Regions from separate parts of the Homo sapiens genome. Here region 1 is linked to region 2. A link is a loop called in an ENCODE intact Hi-C map of the cell type or tissue named here. Cell type or tissue: heart left ventricle. All regions are shown on one strand. Each heading gives the region's core, and the rest is flanking DNA. Links, peaks and the distances in the headings are about the cores only.

Region 1 (11,662 bases), core at 3,394-8,393, 110 kb before region 2:
GAGGCCAAGGCAGGTGGATCACTTGAGGTCAGGAGTTAGGGACCAGCCTGGCCAACATGGTGAAACACCATCTCTACTAAAAATACAAAAATTAGCCAGGTGTGGTGGCAGGTGCAGGTAGTCCCAGCTACTCGGGAGGCCGAGACAAGAGAATCACTTGAACCTGGGAGACAGGTTGCAGTGAGCCAAGGTTGTGTCACTCTACGGCAGCCTGGGTGACAGAGTGAGACTCCGTCTCAAAAGACTGCTGAAGATCCCAAAGATCTTTTGTTTATTGGATTATATCAATTGATAATTACCGTATTAGATATTAAAACTGATAAATTTGAAATGTATGTTTATTTATTGGTACCTTTAAATATAATAACCCATTACATCTTAACATATTTTATCTCCCCAAAATTAGTGACAAGAATGGGATTTTTGTACATTTTTGCAAATACGCTGAAGGTCTCCTTTAATGACTAGAGTCTCATCTGCTTTTGTATTCATTGTGTTGCCATGTATTATTTTGGTTGAAGTGCATGAAGAAAATCCAGCGTCATTCAGCTGAGTAGTTAGAAAAGAGATGAATATTTTAATAATCTTTTCAGATGATTATGTTCTTTTTTGATACTCATCAAAACCTAACAGTTTTGTGTTTTTGTTTCTGTTTTGTTTTTTAGGACAGTGTCTTGCTCTGTCGCCCAGGCTAGAGTGCAGTGATGTGATCATAGCTCACTACAGCCTCCAACTCCTGGGTTCAAACAATCCTGCCTCAGCCTCCTGAGTAACTAGGGCTACAGGCACACACCACCAGGCCCAGCTAATTTTTAATTTTTTTTTTTTTTTTTTTTTTTTTGTAGAGACAGTATTGCTATGTTGCCCAAGCTAGTCTCGAACTGCTGGCCTCTAGCAGTCCCCCTGCCTCGCCTCTCAAAGCACTGGGACTATAACATCCAGCCCCTAACAATTTGTTAAACGTTAGCTGCAGTGTAGAATTGCAAATCATATGAATGAACTTCTCATGCTCTGACATTAACATTGGCCTACCATGCACTTTCAAGGGCTCTTTTACCTACACATGTGTCATTTGGAAAACATTGGTTCACTGAATTGTGCAGCTCTTTCACATGACACATTTCATTATATAATTTCAGAAAATTGGTTGGGTGCGTGGGCTCATGCGTGTGATGCTAGCACTTTGGGAAGTTGAGCTGGGAGGATTGCTTCAGCCAGGTTTGAGACCAGCCTGGGCAACATAGTGAGACCCCATCTTTACAAAAAAAAAAAAATTAGTGGAGCGTGGTAGCACACACCTGTGTTCCCAGCTACTTGGGAGGCTGAGGTGGGAGGATTGCTTGAGCCCAGAAGGTTGATATTGCAGTGAGCCATCATCATGCCACTGCACACCTTCCTGGGTGACAGAGCAAGACCCTGTCTCCTTTAAAAAGTACAGTTTTTGGAATGGCTTTTATTGAAGATCTATTGATGATGAACACTCAGTTTTTGTTCACCTGAAAATGTCTTTATTTTGCAGCCATTCTTGAATGATGTTTTTGCTGAATACAAAAGTTGGCAATTGTTTTCTTTTAACATGCTGAAGCTCTTATTCCTCTGTCTTTTGGCTTTCATTATTGCTATTGAAAAGTCACCTATCAGTCTATCAATTCATTTTGTTCTGACTGTTTTTTGTGGGTTCTTTTGTTGTTTGTTTTGATCTTTAGCTTTTTGCTGCTTTGCTGTTAACTTGTATGTATTGGCCGGGTGCGGTGGCTCACGCCTGTAATCCCAGCACTTTGGGTGGCCGAGGTGGGCGGATCAAGAGGTCAGGAGTTCAAGACCAGCCTGACCAATATGGTGAAACTCTGTCTCTACTAAAAATACAAAAATTATCCCGGCATGGGGGTGCGCGCCTGTAGTCCCAGCTACTCGGGAGGCTGAGGCAGAAGAATTGCTTGAACTCGGGAGGCAGAGGTTGCAGTGAGCAGAGATCACGCCACTGCACTCCAGCCTGGGCGACAGAGCAAGACTCCATCTCAAAAAAACAAAAAAACAAGCATGTATGTATCTTGCTTGGGATTGTCTTCTTAAATCTGTAAATTGGAGATGTTTTTAAATGTGTTTATTCATAATTTATTAAATGTGATTTCCATTCGTGTTATTTATCTTAATGTATAAATAATTTTTTAAATTATCTACATAGTAAATATTCTCTTCTGGTCTTTTACTCTTCTTTCACTTTGTTTCCCACAGCTTCCCCAACAGACATACATTGCCAAACTTGTGGATTTTTGATAATTTTTGATAAGTTAAAAGTAAAACAGGAAATCTCTGGAACTAGTCTTTTGGAAGAGGGGGTAGAGTTTTTGACTACTCTTTTCATTTTCTTCATCATTATTGGTTTATTTAAATGTTTCTTCCATTTAGACCAATGTTGGTAAATTATATTTTTATAGTTTTCAGATTTATTGATATAAATTATACATGGTGATTTATAATTTTAGAAATATCTTCCTTGTATTTGTGGTTGTATCGTCTTTGCTTTCAATATTTAATTTTTTCCTTTTTACTTATTTATATTTGCTAAAAGATTACCTACTTTATTATTACTCTACAAATAACCAGCTTTTGCTTTTATTGCTTGGCTTAGTTGGCTTTTTTAATTTGCTTTTTAAAATTACTGTTTTTATCATAAGAAATGTATCTGGAGTGTACTTTGTTTTCTCTTAGTAAGATTTTAATTACATTTAATCGGAGAACTAAATCCCTTGCTAATATTTTGTATAAAGATTCACTACCCTCCTTGGCATGGTGAAATAGACCCTGTTTAGAACCTTTCATGTACACCTGCTCCCTCATTAGGAGAAGGAATATTCAAGATCCCAATGCCTGAGGTTTGTCCAGTTGGGGCACCTACTTTACCCTTGTGCATATCCCCTATTTATCTGTGCCCAGGACATTTTGCGTGGGCTACGTGTAGAGGTGGTGGCCATACATAGTTATCTTTATTCTGGCATAAATCAGATGTCACGTTCTCTTTTGCCATATGTAATAATCAAGAGTACCCAAAAGTGGGTCTTGAAATATAATTGTTTCTGAGAGGAACTTATTCTCAGGATATTTTTGTAAGAGGGACAAAACTACTTAACAGTGTGTATCCTTGCAATAAGTATATTAATGAATACGATACAACCATTTTATACAGGCAAAAGATGGTTTAATGCCAAAGCACAAACTCATAAACCCAGTTGATGAGGAGCCAGAACAATGGTCATTACTGTATAGAGATGTTTTAAAAAGTCACCATATAAGCTTTGAAATAATTCTAATGAAAATTATATGACCTTGAGGCTGGGCGCGGTGGCTCATGCCTGTAATCCCAGCACTTTGGGAGGCCGAGGTGGGTGGATCACAAGGTCAGGAGATCGAGACCATCCTGGCCAACATGGTGAAACCCTGTCACTACTAAAATACAAAAAATTAGCCGGGCATGATGGTGCATGCCTGTAGTCCCAGCTTCTTGGGAGGCTGAGGTGGGGGAATCGCTTGAACCTGGGAGGCAGAGATTGCAGCGAGCCGAGATCACGCCACTGCACTCCAGCCTGACGACAGAGTGAGACTCCGTCTCAAAAAAAAAAAAAAAGAAAGTTATATGATCTTGAATATAAAAAGTATGGTCTCTAAAGAATTTGTTGTTGTTTTTACATAATGTAGGAGGAAAAAAATTGTGGTGTTTATAAGCATCAGCCTGATTACCAAAAATACTTTTTGTGGTAGACTGGATTTTGAGAATGTTAAAACAATCTTCAAAAATTGAATATTAAATCCAAAAATAAGCAAGCCACAGCTAAATGAAAAAGTCATAGTACATAGGTGTAATACACTTTACTCAAGGGGTGTAATTCCAAAAAAAAAGTTTTTAAAAAAGGTAATTTGTCTCCTACTGGATATACTAAATACCTTAGTGAATTTTTTATTTTGAATAGCTCTTTGTTAATCTACATAATTGTTTATGAATTTAACTTGCTTTATAAGTTCAAATTATCCTATATGCTATACAACACACTAATGGTAATGATGAATAAGATCTACTAATTAGGCTTTCTTCTGGGCAATGCATGTGGGTATCTTAGATTGCTTAGTTAAAACATAATGAGTAAAGATGTCCTTAGATCAGGCCAAACACTTCATCTTCCCCCTGCACCTCCGTTTGATTAAATTTTTCGTAAATTTTGTTAGGGCTGCATGGCTTATTGGGAAGGGACCTCATCCCTACCCCAGGCATTGGTATCAATTTTCCTGAAGCTATGTGAAGTATTAAAAAACCATATTCAGGCCTGGCATGTTGGCTCACGCCTGTAATCTGAGCATTTAGAGAGACAGAGGCGGGCTGATCAGTTGAGGTCAGGAGTTTGAGACCAGCCAGGTTAACACGGTGAAACGCCTTTACTAAAAATACAAAAATTAGCTAGGCGTGGCGGCCCATACCTGTAATTCCAGCTACTCAGAAGGCTGAGGCAGGGGAATCGCTTGAAACCAGGAGGCAGAGGTTGCAGTGAGCCCAGATTGTGCCACTGCACTCTGTCTCAAAAAAAAAAAAAAAGCCATATTCATTATGACTTTTTAATTTTGTGACATGTATAAATACATTTTTTATTATCTACATAGTAAATTTAAAAAGCTGCATCAAACTGTAGCCGGTGAGGCTGCATAAATGATGTGGGACGAAGAGTTATAATAACTTGAGATCACTGTAGTGAAAAGAACGTGTATTTTAGATTAGACCTGAGATTGATAGATATCCTTACTAGGGGCTTGCGGGTAGGACACTTAAGGAAATTGGAGCTTGGAGTGAGCTTTGTAAAATAATACTAAAACCATCCTCCTAGTGGGGTTACTGTGTGACGTCCAAGAACTCGGGGGCAGTTGGCTTGCTGTCCTGTGCTCCGTTCTGACGACTGAGCCCGCCCAGGTCTGCAGGGTCCTGGGGTCCTGCGGGTTCTGTAGGGTTCCCTGGTGTGTGGAGTCCCTACCCGCTACAAGCTCCGTTGGGTCTACGGAGTGTGCGGGGATCTCCCAGCCCTGTTGGCTGTACGGGCTCAGTGGGGTTTGCAGGGATCCCCTCGTTCTGTGGGGTCCGTGGGCGCCGAGTCAGGGCCATGCCCCTGGGCTCCGCTCGCGGAGCCGGCGTCGCCCTTGTTGACTTTCAAAAGGCGCCGCCGGCCCCGCGCCCTACACGCTCAGCACGCCCTGCGCGGAGTTCCCCGCTCTGGCGCACTGGCCTTGGCTGGCGGGAGGGGGCCGGAGGGGCTGCCGGCGGAGCAGAGACACAGCCACCCTCCCCAACACACCATGAGGTGAGTCGGGGAGGGGCCTAGGTCTCCCACATGCTGTTGTGGGAAGCTCTGACCCCCGCTGTGCCTGGGGCGGGCTCACCCACGGAGGTGACTGTTAATACAGCGCTGAGTGCGAAGGAGACCCGAGAAAATGGGCCTATTCTGTCTAGTAACGTTTTACCTTCTGGTGAGGGTGTGGGGAGAGAAGCTTTGGCAGGGTCAGTGAGGCCCCGCAGCAGAGCCCTGGTGATGAAAGACACTTTTGTATGGTACCCGAAGGCTTAACTTCACTCCTGATTGTGAGTGGATTGTGTGTGGTAGTGGTGGAGCCCTTGCAGAACCGCCAGAGAGACGGTGCTAGTTGTGTGTGTGCCTATGTAAACCTACAATAGCTAAGGTCATCTTTTGAAATGTAGAACAGGGATTGCACATTGACTTTGCGCTTCAAGTATTTGCAGGTTATTACCTTAGTTTTTACTCCCTTTGTGCGTGCCGTGATTATCTTGGTTTAAACTCGTATGTGGCAAGAAATTTTTTAATGAATGTTTAAGTTTCTGTGAAAATTGTGTATTTCTCAAATTGTATTTTTTGGCTTTTAATAGGGTCACTTTGTTTTCTGGGTCTCTGTTTTGACTTACGGGAAATGCTATTTGTTTTCTCTACATTTTCTTCATTTAAAAAAAACCTGTAACTTCAGGAGTTCAAGACCAACCTGGGCAACCTCATCCCTGGAGGAGGGGGGAACCCCCACAAAACCACAACTATAACTGGCTGCTACTTAGGACTACAGGAGATCTTTTTTCCAAAGTGGAAATAGCTTTATTTCACCCAGATTATGTTTATTTAAAATTTCAGATAATATATAAAGCTGTAAAAAGTAAAGCAAAAACTACCTGTACTTGTCCCATCCAAAGATAACTTCATAGAATATTTGATTATCTACTGTGGTGCTAGGAGCTCTGTTGGACCCTGGGGACTTTGGTGAACAGACAATGCCTGCCTCTATAAACCTTACATTCTGCTGGGGAAAATAGACCTCTCCCAACCCACCAAAAAGTAAATTTATAATAATTCCATGTTCTAATGCTTTAAAGAAAACACTTGCAGCAGGGTAATCCGAGGTTTATCTGAGTGGATGACTTAAATAGATGTCACTAAAGGAACAGAAAGAGCTCAACCATGGGAGGAATGGGGAGAAAAAAAAAAGAATTCTGGTCAGAAATAACAGCATGCACAAAGGCCTTAAAAGAGGAAAAAGCTATAAAAAGAAAAATCCATGTAGCTGCCACTCAGTAGTAAGTCAGGGAAAAGTAGAGCAAGATGAGGTATAGGAAATTGGCAGGGACCAAATTTTACTTGTCCATGGCCAGGAGGGTGTGTTTTGTGTTCTGAGGGCAGTGAGAGGGTACTGAGGGGCTTTAATTAGAAATAAAGTGATCTGGAAAACTAATTGATTAATTTGTTAAGTAAATATTTATTGAAACCCTACTGTATAACAGGCACTGTTCTGAGCACTGGCATACAACAATGAAAAGGACAAAGCCCTGTATTCATGAAACTAATCTAGTGGTTGGAGGACAATCAGATAAACAAGAAAAAATACCAGATATTGATAAGTGTGCAGAAGATGACCATTGTTTAAATTGTGGTTTATATTCTTTAAGATATGGTATATTACACATATACTTCTTTTGGAACTTTCTCCTGAATAATTTATGGTAGGACATTTTTCACTGTTACTAAATAGTTTTCTTTGGGGGCATCTTAATTTGTTTTTGGATTAAGTATGGTAAAAAATAGCATGCATAAATGAAGAAATACTGTGCAGCAACAAAAATTTGCATGTTACAAAGCATCTGGTGAACGTTATATAGTAACTTCCTTTTGACAGTCTGACATGTGGCTCTCCTACCCCCATCCCAGACCCCAGCTGCCCCTTTGTGGTTTTTTATTTTGACCTATTAGTATGGTTAAATTTATGGATTTACTATTTATTGAACCATTTTTGCATCTTGGAATGAGCCCTAATTGATCTGTTATTATTTTAATGTCCTGATGGATTTACTTTGCCAATGCATATATTTAGGATTTTTATATCAATATTCATAAGAGATCAGTCTATAGTTGTTGTTTTTTAATGTGTTTTGTCTAGTTTTGGTATTCGCATCTGATTGCTTTGTAAAAACAATTGAGAAGTTTCATTTCTTTTTCTGAGTTTCGGAACAGATTAAATAGCCAAGTATTATTTATTCTTCAGTTACCAAATTCATATTTACTAAACACTATGTGCTAGGAATTGGACTGGATGCTGAGTAATCAGTAGTAAACAAAACAGATATGGTTCCTGCCGTGATATTGCTTGGCTCATTAAGGAAAATGACATTAATGAAGAAACTACACATATGTAATTATAAATCATGCAAGAAAAGGACAGGATGCTTTGAGATAATATCATTGAAGATCTTTAGATTGTGCTTTTTATGCATTTGAGTAAATGACTATTGAGTACATACATATACACTAACAGCTAATTATTTAAATTAGTATGTATTGATTTGGTGTGTAATTAGGGCTGTGGTGGGTGCATTAGTAAAATGAGGTCTTCATAATTACACAAAATATAAAATAATGGCAATAGTAGCTACCATTGTAGGAGGTAGCTGCATCATTTTTTAATGGTAGAAATTAAGACAGGTTAAGTAGACACTTTTAGTCTAACATGTTCAATTGTATACACTCTTTGGAAGTCTCTCTTAAGATTATAGTAAAAGAATAAGGATATAAATCCACAAAGATCAAGAGGAGGTGAGAGGAAGATATAGCTGAAATCAGTATTTGGGAAACTAGAAAGGAGATGGGCAAGTAATAAATGATTTCATGAATTAGAGAATGCTGAAAGCTGAAGAGAGGTAACCCAGCAAGGAGCAAGCAGATTCTTTCCACAGAATCTGGAAAAGTTTTAGGAATTGGGGGTATCAAGTACAGGACTTCTGAAGTCAAGAATTACAGGATGGGGTGGGAATAGAAGGGTTGGTTGATGGTCTTTATCATTTTGATACCCTGGAACCCCTTCTCCACTCCCACACACCCAGACAACTACTCTCTCCTCTACCTTGACGGAAGACTGAAGGTTTATACCCAGGAGACTAGGAGGCTCCAGATGGTTAAGGTGGGGGTGAAGCACCTAAATGAAAATGAGGATTGAGTGAAAGTCAGGTCAACATGCTGAACCTAGAGCGGTTGTCTTTTTTTGATTGGCTTCCAAACTATCAGGCTTACGTGCCCCTCAACAAAACATTAACGGATTCTTAGCTGGGGAAACTTACCAGCCCATGGCACAGTATTTAACAGATATGAACTATGGAAATTCACCCGATTGAACAGTTGGATCCATCAGATCACCTGGAGAGTACAGCCGCTGGTCAGGAAGCATTGTTCACGTACCACAGCTTCTAGTCAACTTTTATTTCATTTTTTGAGACAGGGCCTCACTCTGTCACCCAGATTGAAGTGCAGTAGCGCCATCATAACTCACTATAGCGTTGAACTCCTGGGCTCAAGCCATCCTCCCACCTCAGCCTCCTGGGTAGCCGGGAATACAGGCGTATGCCCCCACGTCCAGCTGATATTTTTATTTTTTGTAGAGATGGGGTCTCACTATGTTGCCAGGCTGGTCTTCAACTCCTGGGCTTGTGATCTTCCTGCCTTGGCTTCCCAAAGTACTGGGATTACAGGTGTGAGCCACTGGTGCCTGGCCCTAGTCAGCTTTTAAATGCCTCACATTTGAGTATAAATGTACAGCCAAGGGTCGCCTGCCATAGAATGAAAGTCTCTAATGAAAAAGAGACCAAGTAGGAAATAAAAGGAGCTGAGTATAAATAGATTTACTTCAGGGAACAGAAGAAACTTCAACAAATAAAACTAGTATCTTTAAAGAGAAGATATTACATCTGTGAAAGATGAAAAAGTTTATATAAAAAAAACTGCTGCGACAGAAGAAATTTCTTAAAAATTTAATACAAGGTTTAGATAATAAAGCTGAAGAATTCTCCCCAAAAAACCAGAAGAGCACAAGAATTAGAAAATAAGAGTGAAATGATGAGAAAATTAGAGGGCCAACCAAGGAGGTTCTTCATCTAATACAGTGGAAGGAAACTATCTGTGTCCCAGAACTGAAGAAGGTGACTTTCTAGGTTGAAAGGGCCTATTAAGCGCCCTGATCAATAAAACAGAAACAAACAAAAAATAAACAAAACTTCATTGTACCGAATGTATAGTTCCAAAAGGAACAAGACCAGATTGATTTTCTTCCTACTTCTGAAAAGAAGAATGGGGGCAGAGAACGAGGTGCTAGCTCTTAAACTGCATTTTAACAAATTCAGGGAAAAAGGAAACCTTAACTTTAAATTGTATGCAAGTGCTGTTAGGTATCCCCAGTGGGAAGTTCCAACAGTTCTGTGACAAAGATAAAGTTGCGCAGAAGAAGCATATTTCAGGTATCTCCAGCAACTTATTCATATCCAGAATCAGCCCTATCCAAAGAGAGAAGTCTCGTATACCTGGCTAAGACTGAGGAGCCATATGGTATCAAGGAAGGAGAAAGCAGAATGAGAAAGTGCCTGGGTGGGGCATGGGGGAGGCAGAGATCTTAGTGCTAATAAAGTACTCCTAGAAATGAGTGCATAACCTTGGAAAGCAAGGGTTGTGTCTCTAAGAGGCAAGCAGAGCTGGCAATAAAGGCCCTCCTGAACCAGATTACATTTGGAGATTAGATAAGGAACAAGGCACCATATTATAAAACAGCAGTCCTCTGATTTAGGAACAGAGGGAACCCTAAAGAAACATGACAAGTGCCCTACCCCTCCCTACACCCTGAATCTTCTGATAACAGTCCAGGATAATTCATCTCATTCAGACATGTATAACAAAAATAGTATGTACAGCATCCATACAGTGACTGTCTGGTAGATGGTATTTTTTATGTTTTATGTTGGTTTTTTGTTCTTTTATATTATTTTTATTATTGAAGATATAATTCACATGCCATAAAATTCACCATTTTAAAGTGTACAGTTGACTGGCTTTTAATTTATTCCCAAGGTTGTGCAATGATCACCACTACCAATTGCATTATTGACCCTAGTGCTTTACTTTTCCTTATGTTCACTCCATGACCCTATGCAGTTCCTTTCATTAAAGTGACAGAGATATTTCCCTACTCCTTGACTTTGTGTTTGGCTATGTGACTTGCTAAGGTAAAAGTGATAACATATCAGTTTCAAGCCTAAGCCTTAAGAGGCCTTGGGTATTTTTATTTGTTCTCTTTCTATCTGTGCCATTTCCATGAGAAAAACATGTCTCTGCTAGCTCATTGGTTGAGGGAAGATGAGAGATAGGAGAGTGAGGGCCACCCCAGCTGAGTTAAGCTGAATTCAATGAACACTGTAGAGATGTGAGTGATAAAAAAATGATTGTGGTTGTAAGCCAGTGAACTTCAGGATGGTCTGTTAATAAACATTAGTTAACCGAACAGTTATATGATTAAAAATAAAAAAAGAGAGAGAAAAACCACAATTTTCTACAGACGATATTTTTCAAAACAATATTAGCAGAAAATAAATCACAAGTGGTCAAGCTACTGCCTGTGGTCTTGCCTATTTTTGTAAATAAAGTTATATGGGGACATGGTCATTCCTATTTATGCATTTTCTATGGCTGTTTTTATGCTCTACCGGTAGAGATGAGTAGTTGTGACAGAGACCGTGTGGTTCATAATCCTAAAGTATTTATTTTCTGACCCTTTATGAAAAAGTTTGCTGACCTTTTGAAGTAGATGGAAAATGTGACCTAAGGTTTTAATACAAATTTTAAAATAAATTTATATACCACATCATACCCATTAAGATAGCTGTAATCAAAAAGACAGATAATAACAAGTGTTGGTAATGCTGTGAAAAAATTGGAACCTTCTGTATACTGCTGGTGGGAATATAAAATGGTGCAGCCACTTTGAAATCAGCCTGGCAGTTTCTCAGATGAGCAGACACAGATTTACTGGAAGAGCAAGCCATTCTACTCTAAGGTATATACGTAAGAGAAATGAAAACATGTTCACATAAAAACTTATACATGAATGCTCATAGCATAATTATTCATAATAGCCAAAATGTAGAAACAACCCAAATGTGCATCAGTTGATGGATAAACAAAATGTAGTATATCCACAAAGTGGAATATTATTTGGCATAAAAAGGTATGAAATATTGATATATGCTTTAACATGGATGAACTTCAAAAACAGGCTAAGTGAAAGAAGCCAATCATGAAGGACCGCGTGCTGTATG
Region 2 (11,662 bases), core at 3,881-8,880:
AATAAGCCAGGCAGGTGGTATGCATCTTTAGCCCCGCTACTTAGGAGGCTGATACAGGAGGATCGTTTGAGCCCAGGAGTTCAAGGCTACAGCAAGCTACGATCGCACTGCTGCACTTCAGCCTGGGCAACAGGGCAAGGCCCTGTCTCTTAAAAACAAACAACAACAACAAAGAATAAAGCGCTCGGGCGTGGTGGCTCATGCCTGTAATCCCAGCAGTTTGGGAGGCCAAGGCAGACAGATCACATGAGGTCAGGGGTTCCAGACCAGCCTGGCCATCATGGTGGAACCCCGTCTCTACTAAAAATACAAAAATTAGCCAGGCATGGTGGTGCACGCCTTTAATCCCAGCTACTTGGGAGGCTGAGGCAGAAGAATCACCTGAACCCAGAAGGTGGAAGCCATAGGGAGGCGAGACTGTGCCACTGCACTCCAGCCTGGGCGGCAGAGCAAGATTCTGTCTCCAGAAAAATAAATAAGAGAATAAAGAGAAAATTATACCAAATACAAACAGCTACGTAAGAGATTACTGGGACCACTGGGAAATTTGAATATGGTTCTGGATATGATATAATGGTATTATGCTTATGCAGGAGAATGTTATTCTTAGCAGATGAATGCTGAAATATTTTGCTCAAGCCTCATGATGTCTTATCACTTTCAATGGATCAAAACCAGTAACAAAAAAAGAGACATGAAAAAAATACAGCAAACTTTAACTGCTGAACTCTGATGGAAGATTTTTTTATACATCGTATTATTCTTTAAACTTTTCAGTATTACTGAATATAGAAAAAAATCCTTTTTGGTAAGTATTGTCTAATAAGTCACTGATTAAAGTCATTGATGATATCTATCTCCCATAAGACACAGTACACATCATATCCATATACGTAGGTGTTCAACAAACCTCACGCAGAAAAACAATCAATATATTAAAACACACTGTGGAAATGCTATGTGTCCACGTTCAAAAAAAGTAGGAAACAAGGCAGTATAGCAAAAGGAACTAAGCTTTGTAGTCATGTAACTTGGGTTTACAACCCATCTCAGATTTTAACCCCACAGAGACTATGTTAAATGGAGATTAAAAAAAAAATCTTTGAGGGACTGAGAAAATAAATAAAGCCATGAGGAAAGCACTGGACTTGCGCTGGCACATCAGACGATCCTCTACCCTCCCTTCCTAGACTATTCTCTGTTAATGCTAAGAGATAACTGCTCCACATAGCAACAAAAGTCAAAATGTAAATTTCTATGAGCTTCAAACCAGAAGCTCCTGAAAAACAGTGCTCCAGATATTCCATTTAACAAAACAAAATTAAGACCATCTCTAAGGAATAAGGTAGAGATTCACAAGTGAAATACTCACAAAGTGTGAGAGGCGTATGAAATTTGACTAACACTTACATCTTCCAATGGTGTTATAGATGCACTCTCTCCTCCGTAGTAAGGGTTTCGATCCATATGAAGAACTTTCTTGCCATTCACTGACATTATACCTGACAGGATACATTCCTATAGAAAAAGCATAGTACCTTGAAAAGAAAGTTCTACAGCATATTTAAAACAGATCATTTTTTTCAAGCCTGCCATTACACATTCTCTTAGTAATTACACTTATATTCATGCAACATGACATAATTTATGAAGAAAGCCCTTAAGAAACCAGGGGTCCAGGTGTGGTCTGTGGGCTCCTATGCATCCCAAGATTAAAACTGTTTCATAATAACACTAAGACATTAGTCACCTTTTAATTTTTTTTTTTTATTTATTTTTTGAGATAGAGTTTCACTCTTCTTGCCCAGGCAGGAGTGCAATGGCGCAATCTCAGCTCATTGCAACCTCTACCTCCAAGGATTCAAGCAGTTCTCCTGCCTCAGCCTCTTGAGTAAGTGGGATTACAGGTGCCCGCCACCACACCCGGCTAATTTTTTGTATTTTTAGCAGAGACAGGGTTTCACCATGTTGGCCAGGCTGGTCTTGAACTCCTGACCTCAGGTGATCCTCCCGCCTCAGCCTCCCAAAGTGCTGGGATTACAGGCGTAAGCCATCGTGCCCAGCCTAGTCACCTTTTCAGTGTTGACACTTCCACTGATGATGTAAAATCAATGGTGGATAAAACAAATTAAGACAGGGCTCTAAACTATACTAGTCATCATTACAGTCTTCATCGCCAGGCATTCATTTAAGGATGTCCTTGATAGGGTGGGCACAGTGGCTCACGCCTGTAATCCCCAGCACTTTGGGAAGCCAGGGGAGGTGGATCACCTGAGGTCAGAAGAGCAAGACCAGCCTCACCAACATGGAGAAACCACATCTCTAGTAAAAATACAAAATTAGCCGGGCATGGTGGCACATGCCTGTAATCCTAGCTATTCAAGAGGCCAAGGCAGGTGAATTGCTTGAACCTGGGAGGCAGAGGTTGTGGTGAACCAAGATCACACCACTGCACTCCAGCCTGGGCAACAAGAGCTAAACTCCATCTCAAGAACAAAAAAAAGGATGTCCTTGATAAAAGCATTAAAAAGTAACTTTATTGGCCAGGCATGGTGGCTCACACCTGCAATCCCAGCACTTCGGGAGGCCGAGGTGGGTGTAATGCTTGAACCCAGGAATTTCAGACCAGCCTGGGCAATACGGTGAAACCCTGTCTCTACTAAATACACAAAAATTAGCAGGGCATGGTGGTGCATGCCTGTAATTCCAGCAACTCAGGAGGCTGAGGCAGAACTGCTTGAACCCAGGAGGCAGAGGCTGCTGTGAGCTGAGACCACGCCACTGCACTCCAGCCTGGGTGACAGAGCAAGACTGAGTAGCAAAAAGAATTAATAAAGTTATTTAATAAACATATACCCTTCAATAGTCATCTTTTAAACATTGTGTGTGAAAAAATGGGAAGAATACAGACAGCACTTCAGCTCAGGGAAAACCTGTGCCACTGATCTGTAAGCTGAACTAGCCGCTTTTTTTTATGAATAATCATTTTTATTTGAAAGAACTGACCAACAAACTATGATTATTCAGATTTAGGTATTTGACATTTTCTCAAAGAAAACCTAAAGGAAAATAACTGACACGTGCTGCCAATAAGTCAAATTTTAAATGAAAATTAGAATTACCGAAAACTTGGCCGGGCACAGCTGCTCACACCTGTAATCCAAGCACTTTGAGAGGCCGAGGCGGGTGGATCACAAGGTCAGGAGATTGAGACCATCCTGGCCAACATGGTGAAACCCCATCTCTACTAAAAATACAAAACTTAGCTGGGCATGGTGGCGCATGCCTGTAATCCCAGCTACTCGGGAGGCTGAGGCAGGAGAATCGCTTGAACCAGGGAGTTGGAGGCTGCAGTGAGCCGAGATCGCGCCACTGCACTCCAGCCTGGTGTCAGAGCAAGACTCCATCTCAAAAAAAAAAAAAGAATTATGGAAAACTTACAACTACCACCATGGGCACACGTCAGGTTCCCCAATACATGAAGAACTTTTCTAACATTATCAGTGACAATACTAACAAATATGATGTTTTGATAATGTAAAATGAAACATGTCAACATTAAGACCCACTTTACTCAGAGTAAACCTTGTTTTCCAAATAACGGGTGAATGAAATTACAAAATCACACAGGAGGAAAAAAGAGGAATTCAAAGTGCAAGCTAGATCAGTGGGTGTTAATATATCAGAATATAAAACATTCATTAATGTGGCTTCAGATTTCATACTGCTATCTCTTAAAAACTACCACTTGTGCTTTTGTGTAAACCAAAGAATATCTACAATAACCTGAAAGGCTATATTTAAATTACTCCTCCCTTTTCCAATTACATGTCTGTGTGAGACCTGTTTTCATATACTTCAGCCTAGACAATATATCGCAACAGAACTGAACACAGAAGCATGTATGTGAATTCAGTTTTATTAAGCCAGACATTAAAGGATTTGCAGAAAACGTGAAATATTGATAGTCTTCTCACAATTTTGTTTTAGAAAATATACTCAGGCAGATGGCTTAAGCCCAGGAGTTGGATGGAGACCAGTCTGGGCAACAGGGCAAAACCCTATCTCTGCAAAAAATACAAAAATTAGCTGGGTGTGGTGGTGAGCACCTGTAGTCCCTGCTACTCAAGAGGCTGAGAGGTGGGAGGATTACTTGAACCCATGAGGGCAAAGGTGCAGTGAGCCGTGATAAGGCCACTGCACTTCAGCCTGGGTGACAAAGTGAGATCCTATCTCAATAACAAAAAAAAAGTACATATACAGTTAAAATTGTTATACATGTTAACATGTAATCGGTTTATTATTTGTCAGTGATTTATTTATTCCTCCATTTCTAATATGATAAATATCAATAGCTACAACCTTTATAAACAAAAGCTCAAGGTCCTGAATTTTTTAGCACGTGAACAGATCCTGAGACTAAAAAGTTTGAAAACTAGAGCCCTAAGCAAAGCATATAGGACAACCACCAATAAATTGACCATCAACCGAAAAGTATAAATGACCACTCTCAGGAAAAAGATAAAGCAAGCATGAATACACTAAGACAAACCAAATTAAGAAGAGGGAAAAAATTAATACAATTAATGTGAAGAAACACAGAGATGGGGCATATAATCACTCAAAAAGGGTTTGAGTGATCAGTGCTTTATTTCTTAAAGAGACAAAGGAAATTCCATGTATCTTTATAAATCTTTAATATTTCTCAAATTTATCCAAAGGACCCTAGATGTCAAAGAACAATCTTATTCTCTACAAGTCTATTTGACTTTGAAACCCGTATTTTTAAAATTCACACAAATTTCAAGTTTTCTTCCATAATATATCTATTCATTTAGTATTTCTTAAATGTCTTAAATTACTTACCATGAGGTTCAAATTTCACTATAGGAGTGTGAATCATTCTTTCTTTTTTTTTTTATTGAGATAGGAGTCTCACCCTGTTGCCCAGACTGGAGTGCAGTGGCGCGATCTTGGCTCAATGCAACCTTCACCTCCCAGGTTCAAGCTATTCTCCTGCCTCAGCCTCCTAAATAGCTGGGATTACAGGCATGCACCATCACGCCTGGCTAATTTTTGTATTTTTAGTAGAGATGGGGTTTCACCGTGTTGGCCAGGTTGGTCTTGAACTCCTGGCCTCAAGTGATCTGCCCACCTTGGCCTCCCAAAGTGCTGGGATTACAGGCATGAACCACTACGCCCAGCCTGAATCATTCTTTCTTTAGCTCAAGAAACAAAACATTCTGAGCACTCCAGAAGGCCCTCATGCCGTATTCCAATCATAACCACCACCATCCCCCAGCACTCTCATAATTTCTAATAGCAAAGATTTGTTCTGCCCGCTTCTGAACTCTAAAAATCTAATCATGTGTATTAACTTTCTGCGTCTGACATTATGCAACACGTTTTAAGATTCTTTCATGTTTTGTGCATGGTCTATTTATTATCATTGCTATAGAGCAAAGGTCCCCAGAGATGAGACAAATCCAGCCTGAAGGCTATTTCTGTGAAGTTTTATTGGTAAATACCCATATCTGTTCATGTACATACTGTTTATGGCTGTTTTCCTAGTACCACAGCAGAGTTGGGCAGCTGTGACAGAGACCAGAACGTCTACATAACCTAAAATATTTACTATCTGGAGCTTTTTTTTTTTTTTATTAAAGACAGAGTTTCTCTCTTGTTGCCCAGGCTGGAGTGCAATGGCACGATCTCAGCTCACCACAACCTCTGCCTCCTGGGTTCAAGCGATTCTCCTGCCTCGGCCTCCCAAGTAGCTGGGACTACAGGTGTGCGCCACCACGCCCAGCTAATTTTTGTATTTTTAGTACAGATGGGGTTTCACCATCTTGGACAGGCTGGTCTCAAACTCCTGACCTCATGATCCACCCGCATCAGCCTCCCAAAGTGCTGTGATTACAGGGGTGAGCCATGGCACCCGGCTACTATCGGGAGCTTTTCAGAGTGTATGGCTAACCCTGCAAGCAGGGCATCTCAGTGTGGTTCCTGACTTGGCATCACCTGCCAACTTGTTAGAAATGTAAATTCTACCCAGATTTCCAAACTTCAGGTTGTATCCAAATCACCTGGAGGGCTTGAAAACACAGACTGCTAGGCCCCATCTACAGAGCTTCTGAGTTAGTAGGTCTGAGGTTGGATCTGAGAATTTGCTCTTTAAAAAAAAAAAAAAAAAAAAAAAGGTTGGCAGGATGCAGACAGGGTCTCACTCCGTTGCCCAGCCTGGAGTGCAGTGGTGTGATCATGGCTCACTGCAGCCTCAACCTCCAGGCTCAAGAGATCCTCTAACCTCAGCCTCCTGAGAAGCTGGAACTACAGACATGTGCCACCACGCCTGCCAAATTTTTTAATTTTTTGTAGCAACAGGATATCACTATGTAGCCCAGCCTTGGCCTTGCAAAGCAAGGTTTGCTCAAGCAATCCTCCTGCCTTGTCCTCCCAAAGTGCTGGGATTACAGGTGTCAGCCACCACTGATGCTGATGAGGTGATACTGATGATGCTGGTCCAGGACCAATTTCAAGAATTACTAAAGCTGTGTTTGCAAATTTTATTATATATAAGAATAACCTGGAGATCCTGTTAAACTGTAGATTCTGATTCTGTGTAATATCCGAGTTGGGGCCTAAACTTCCGCATTTCTGGTAAATTCTCAGGTGTTGCAGATGCAGCTGATCTATGCAGCACACTTTGGGTAACACAGCTGTAGACGATTCCACTGAATGACTATACCACAATTTACTTCTCCATTTTACTCCTGGTGGATATTTGGATAGTTTCCAGTTTTTCACTATTACAAATAATGCTCTATCAACATTCTCGCATGTGTCTTCTAAGTGTGCATTTCTGTTATATATCAAGAAGAGTATAAATACATTCAACTTCAACAGATATTACCAAACAGCTTTCCAAAAACGGTTGTACCAATTTACACTTTTGTCCGCAGTGAGTCCCCACTGTTTCAAATCCTTGACCACTTACACTGTTGCCTTTTTAATTTTAGCCATTCTAGTTAAGAAGTGATTTAATTTGCATTTCCTGAGGACAAATAAGGTTGAACACTTTTTAAATAGTTGATTAATGATTAGGGACCGGGCATGGTGGCTCATGCCTATAATCTCAGCCCTTTGGGAGGCCAAGGTGGGAGAATCGCTTAAGCCCAGGTAACACAGTGAGACCCCCATCTCTACAAAAGAAAATTTAAAAAAAAAAAAACAAAAAAACGTTTACTGATGATCAAGCTAAGTGATAAGGCACTTATGATAAGTGCCTATTCAAAATTTTTCCCCATTTTTTAAATGGGCTTTTTCTCGCTGCTTTATAAAAGTACTTTATATACTATATATAAATCCTTTATTAGTTACATGTACTGCAATTATCTTCTTCCATTCTGTGGCCTGCCTTTTCACTTTCTTCATTATGTCTTCATAAAAGGAAATGAAGGTATTTTAACAACTACAAAAATCAACCCTAATACTGACTAAAACAATTTACTTTTGGGGGGTGGGGGAAGAAAACAACCTAAAGCAGCACCAACATATAGTTCCACATATGAAAATAAAATATTTACTATCTTAAAAATAAGTTATGACACAGCAGAGGAAGACAGTTACATTCCCAGCTGACAAAAGTAGACTGCAGACTTTTGAAAGCAAAATCTCAGCAAGCAAATTGGAGTGTTGCACAGCTTCTATATATAACCTTTCACACTAAGCATGACCCACTGGACTATGGCCGTAAAGCAAGCACTGAGGCCTAAAATAAAGGGCCCAGTAATTTAAAGATGTGGCCGAGTCCAAAGAGCTGACAGCAACTACCTTCAAAGGCACCACTTGGAGCAAATATGACAAGAGCTAACTAAAGCTAATAAAAAATCTGCAGGCCCACTAGTTCCTCTATACCCAACTATTATAAAAGACTGCTTCCACACTGCTAAAAGAATATATAATAGCACAAACATAATAAGCTTTGTTTTAAAACATGGGTGAAGTCATTAATTGATAGAATTTATCAGTCATATCTGGGCACAGTATATATTAATGATCCTAAAATTTTAATATTTTTCCAAAATTACCAGCTCAAAATTAAATTCTACTACAACCTATCTGATGAATACACAATATTCACAAGCAAAGCACATTAAAGCCATAAAAACTAAGCTTCTCTTTTTCACACTAGAAAAGCTGGTCCATCTATCATGTACATCAAGTAACTTTAACCACGAAACTTGTATGTGAATGAATATTCACCAACATGAGTTGTAAATGTAACAGGTAAGAGTACCCACTGTAACTTCAAACTCACCTACAAATGACCTAAGCAGGATAAGAATACATATTCACATCCAAAATCACTAAGACTATAAAACCATCTTCAGAATCCAAGTTCTGTATGACACTAGCATCTGCCACCCACCTGGCACTTGACGTTCTCCTACATAAAAACAGGTAACCAACCAAAATGGTTTTTAATATTTAATTGCACCAAAGTGCTAGTACGTGTAGATATGTGGATGTGGGGCTGGGGGACAGAACCATCAGCGATACTGACGTTCTCTTCCTTCAGCACCCTACACATACCACCAGAGTTGCAATCATCAAAAACAGAATAACTCATTTGGACAACACCCAAATATATTAGACAAAGCACCTGAAGAGGCTGAATGAAATTTCTATATATGAATTGTTACACCTACATGGTGTTTCCACGGCCAGTAACAATGGTATGCTGAAAAATTAATGCCCACTCCCCAACCCCGATTACAGAGCAATTTAGACTTGGAAGGGAATAGAGCCAAAATTTATTAATATTTTGATATACCTTCCTAGTGACAAACTAAACTCTATACCCTGGCTGGGCAAGGTGGCTCACGCCTGTAATCCTAACACTTTGGGAGGACGAGGCAGAAGAACTGCTTGAGCCCAGGAGTTTGAGACCAGCCTGGACAACATGGCAAAACCCCATTTCTACAAAAAATACCCAAACTACATGCCTCCTGTAGTTCCAGCTAACTTGGGAAGCTGAAGTGGGAGGATCATTTGAGCCTGGAAGGTTGAGGCTACAGTGAGCTGTGATCACACAACTGCACTCCAGCCTGGGTAAGAGACCGAGACCCTGTCTCAAAAACAAACAAACAAAAAATCCTCTACACCCTATCAAATCCTACTGCATTTTAAAGTTCTGTTATGGGCTGGGTGCGGTGGCTCTCGCCTGTAATCCCAGCACTTTGGGAGGCTGAGGCAGGCAGATCACCTGAGGTCAGGAGTTCAAAACCAGCCTGGCCAACATGGTGAAACCCCATCGCTACTAAACATACAAAAAAATTAGCCGGGCGTGGTGGTGAGCACCTGTAATTCCAACCACTTGGGAGCCTGAGGCAGGAGAATTACTTGAACCGGGGAGGCAGAGGTTGTAGTGAGCTGAGATTGAACCACCGCACTCCAGCCTGGGTAACAGAGAGCTCTGTCTCAGAAATAAAAAGTATTGTTGTTATTAAAAAAAAAAAAAAAAAAAAACTACAAATACACACACACACACACACACACAAATGTGATCAGGAGTACAAAGTATCTAATAACTAATATTAAAGTGCCTTTTCAAAACTACTTACCTAGAAACATGAGAAATTAACCAGAAAAATTTTAAATCAGTTCATTTCAATGGCAAGTATCTTACAGCAACATAATAAAAATGGCTGTTTTATGAAGAATGTTTCTTTAAATGACTCTGCCCCTCTAATGCATCTCATTAAAAACTGTCAGCCAGGCGCGGTGGCTCATGCCTATAATCCCAGCACTTTGGGAGGCCTAGGCGGGTGGATCACCTGAGGTTAGGAGTTCGAGACCAGCCTGATCAATATGGTGAAACCCCATCTCTACTAAAAATACAAATATTAGCTGGGCATGGTGGCAGGCACCTGTAATCCCAGCTACCCGGGAGGCTGAGACAGGAGAACTGCTTGAACCTGGGAAGCAGAGGTTGCGGTGAGCCGAGATCACATCACTGTACTCCAGCCTGGGCAACAGAGTGAGACTCCATCTCAAAAAAAAACAAAAAAAAAAACTGTCAAAAGATACCTTCTCTTGAAATGTGGCTAATTATATCACTCTCCTGCTCAAAGTCCTCTCTCACTGCCTTGAAGATAATTTTCACATTTCTTAGCCTAGAATCTCTCTCCAAAGCTTCTGTTTCAAGCAAAACAAACCACTCCCCATTCCCTACATACATCCTTGACTTAGCATTGACTTACACTGACTGCTCTCTGCCTAAAAAATCATTCCTCCATTCAAACCTTGCCAATATTTTTTTAAAGCCAGCTAAATATCTCCTTCTTTACGAAGGTTTTCCTGATTCCCTGACTGAACTCATATAAGTGCACCTCTTAGGGGACTTAATGCTTTCTCATACTAATTCTTATTAGTTACTCTCCAACACGAGAACAAGCTACTTATAGACAGGTTCTGTGTTTACCTTTTTACTGCCCATAACTGATCACAATAGTCACTGGGTTTAAATAACTGAAACTGAAACTATTACTCCAGTAAGAGTCTCCAATCAGGTACCATGGGAGGGAAGACAGAGGTAATTGCAGTGTATCACGCATGTGAACATCTACCAGTGGTCTTTAAAAACCAATGTCACACTATTGTCATCTCTACATGCTAAAATATGTCTAATTTCACTTATATTTTCTTTTGGCCAGGATGCTTAACGCTGGTTTAAACTGCCTACAACACAGCTCCCAAGTGTAACAGCATTTGCAAATATTGATCCTATGCTCACTACTGTAGTGAATAGAAAGTCCTTTGTCTACAGAACTCTAACACAGCTATAAGCAAGAACTCTCAAAGAGCAAATCAAAGATTAAGCAAATCCAAGAGGCAATCTGAATTTTAGTTCAGAATTTTAAAATCAAGTATAAAACCTTCTCTGAATCTGAAATCACAAAATTCTGATAAAGAGAAATGAGGAAAAGTATCTGGGATGTAAAGCAAGTTTTTAAACATATGATGCTGAGAATCATCTGGTATACATCACTAAAGTATATATTTCTATTCATAAATTCTTACTGTGTAGAACAAAAAATGGGAAGAAAAAAACCTCTGGGAAGCACAAACAGCTGTGGAACTAGTTACTCTTATTGTTTTAATCTACTATGTCTAACAAGACTCGTGAATTTATTTCCAAGTCCATAGTGAACTATGTGCAAATTATGTGGTGAGAGGCTGCCTACACATGCTGAAAGCAGAGAAAAGTAAATGTTGCCAGCCTAACAGTAAAGTAAGATAGAGGGAAAAAATATGAAGAGTAAACTGAAGAGCTCAAAAAGCATAGCAGCCTGAGAGTAAAGGGGGCAAAAGTTCCTACAAAGCTGGCGGGGTCTTCATGGCTTCACCATGTTACAGCATAACACAATAGTTAATCTTCACTATGTGAAAACTTGGTTATCAAGTAAATTATGTTTCTTAGTTTGTTAAAGAAGTTGTGACAGCATTTAGAAAGGCATTATCCAAAAGCTGTGCTCTTTAGAGATAACCTTTAGTTCCTCAGAAAATTCAATTGTGTGGAATATTCCATTTCTTTTACACACAGAATGAAGATTTTACTCCTTTATACCAAATCGTTTTGTATCTTCTTGATTAAGAT

Evidence for each region. Peaks named below come from ENCODE experiments on the same cell type or tissue, not always from the same donor. Only the 100,000 strongest peaks of a DNase experiment are listed, where the experiment ranks them.
Region 1: a loop joins it to region 2, with 2.0 times the contacts of the local background. A loop is called at or near these places in 49 of 110 quality-filtered maps.

The regions. Positions count from the first base shown.
Region 1 is chr10:5,687,580-5,699,241 of GRCh38, forward strand. The region is part of intron 1 of TASOR2 (transcription activation suppressor family member 2); the gene reads left to right. Among named protein-coding and RNA genes, the nearest start is that of TASOR2, 8.6 kb to the left of the region's middle. RefSeq lists a silencer at 5,085-5,314. In heart left ventricle, for the core only: no CTCF peak of the experiment used is centred there; a DNase peak (open chromatin) is centred at 5,272; H3K4me3 peaks cover 1,248 bases.
Region 2 is chr10:5,799,188-5,810,849 of GRCh38, forward strand. GDI2 (GDP dissociation inhibitor 2) reads right to left here. Exons shown (of 11, transcript NM_001494.4): 2 at 1,411-1,518. LOC124902367 (a long non-coding RNA gene) reads right to left here. Exons shown (of 2, transcript XR_007062041.1): 2 at 3,904-11,662. Among named protein-coding and RNA genes, the nearest start is that of GDI2, 8.4 kb to the right of the region's middle. In heart left ventricle, for the core only: no CTCF peak of the experiment used is centred there; no DNase peak of the experiment used is centred there; H3K27ac peaks cover 1,006 bases.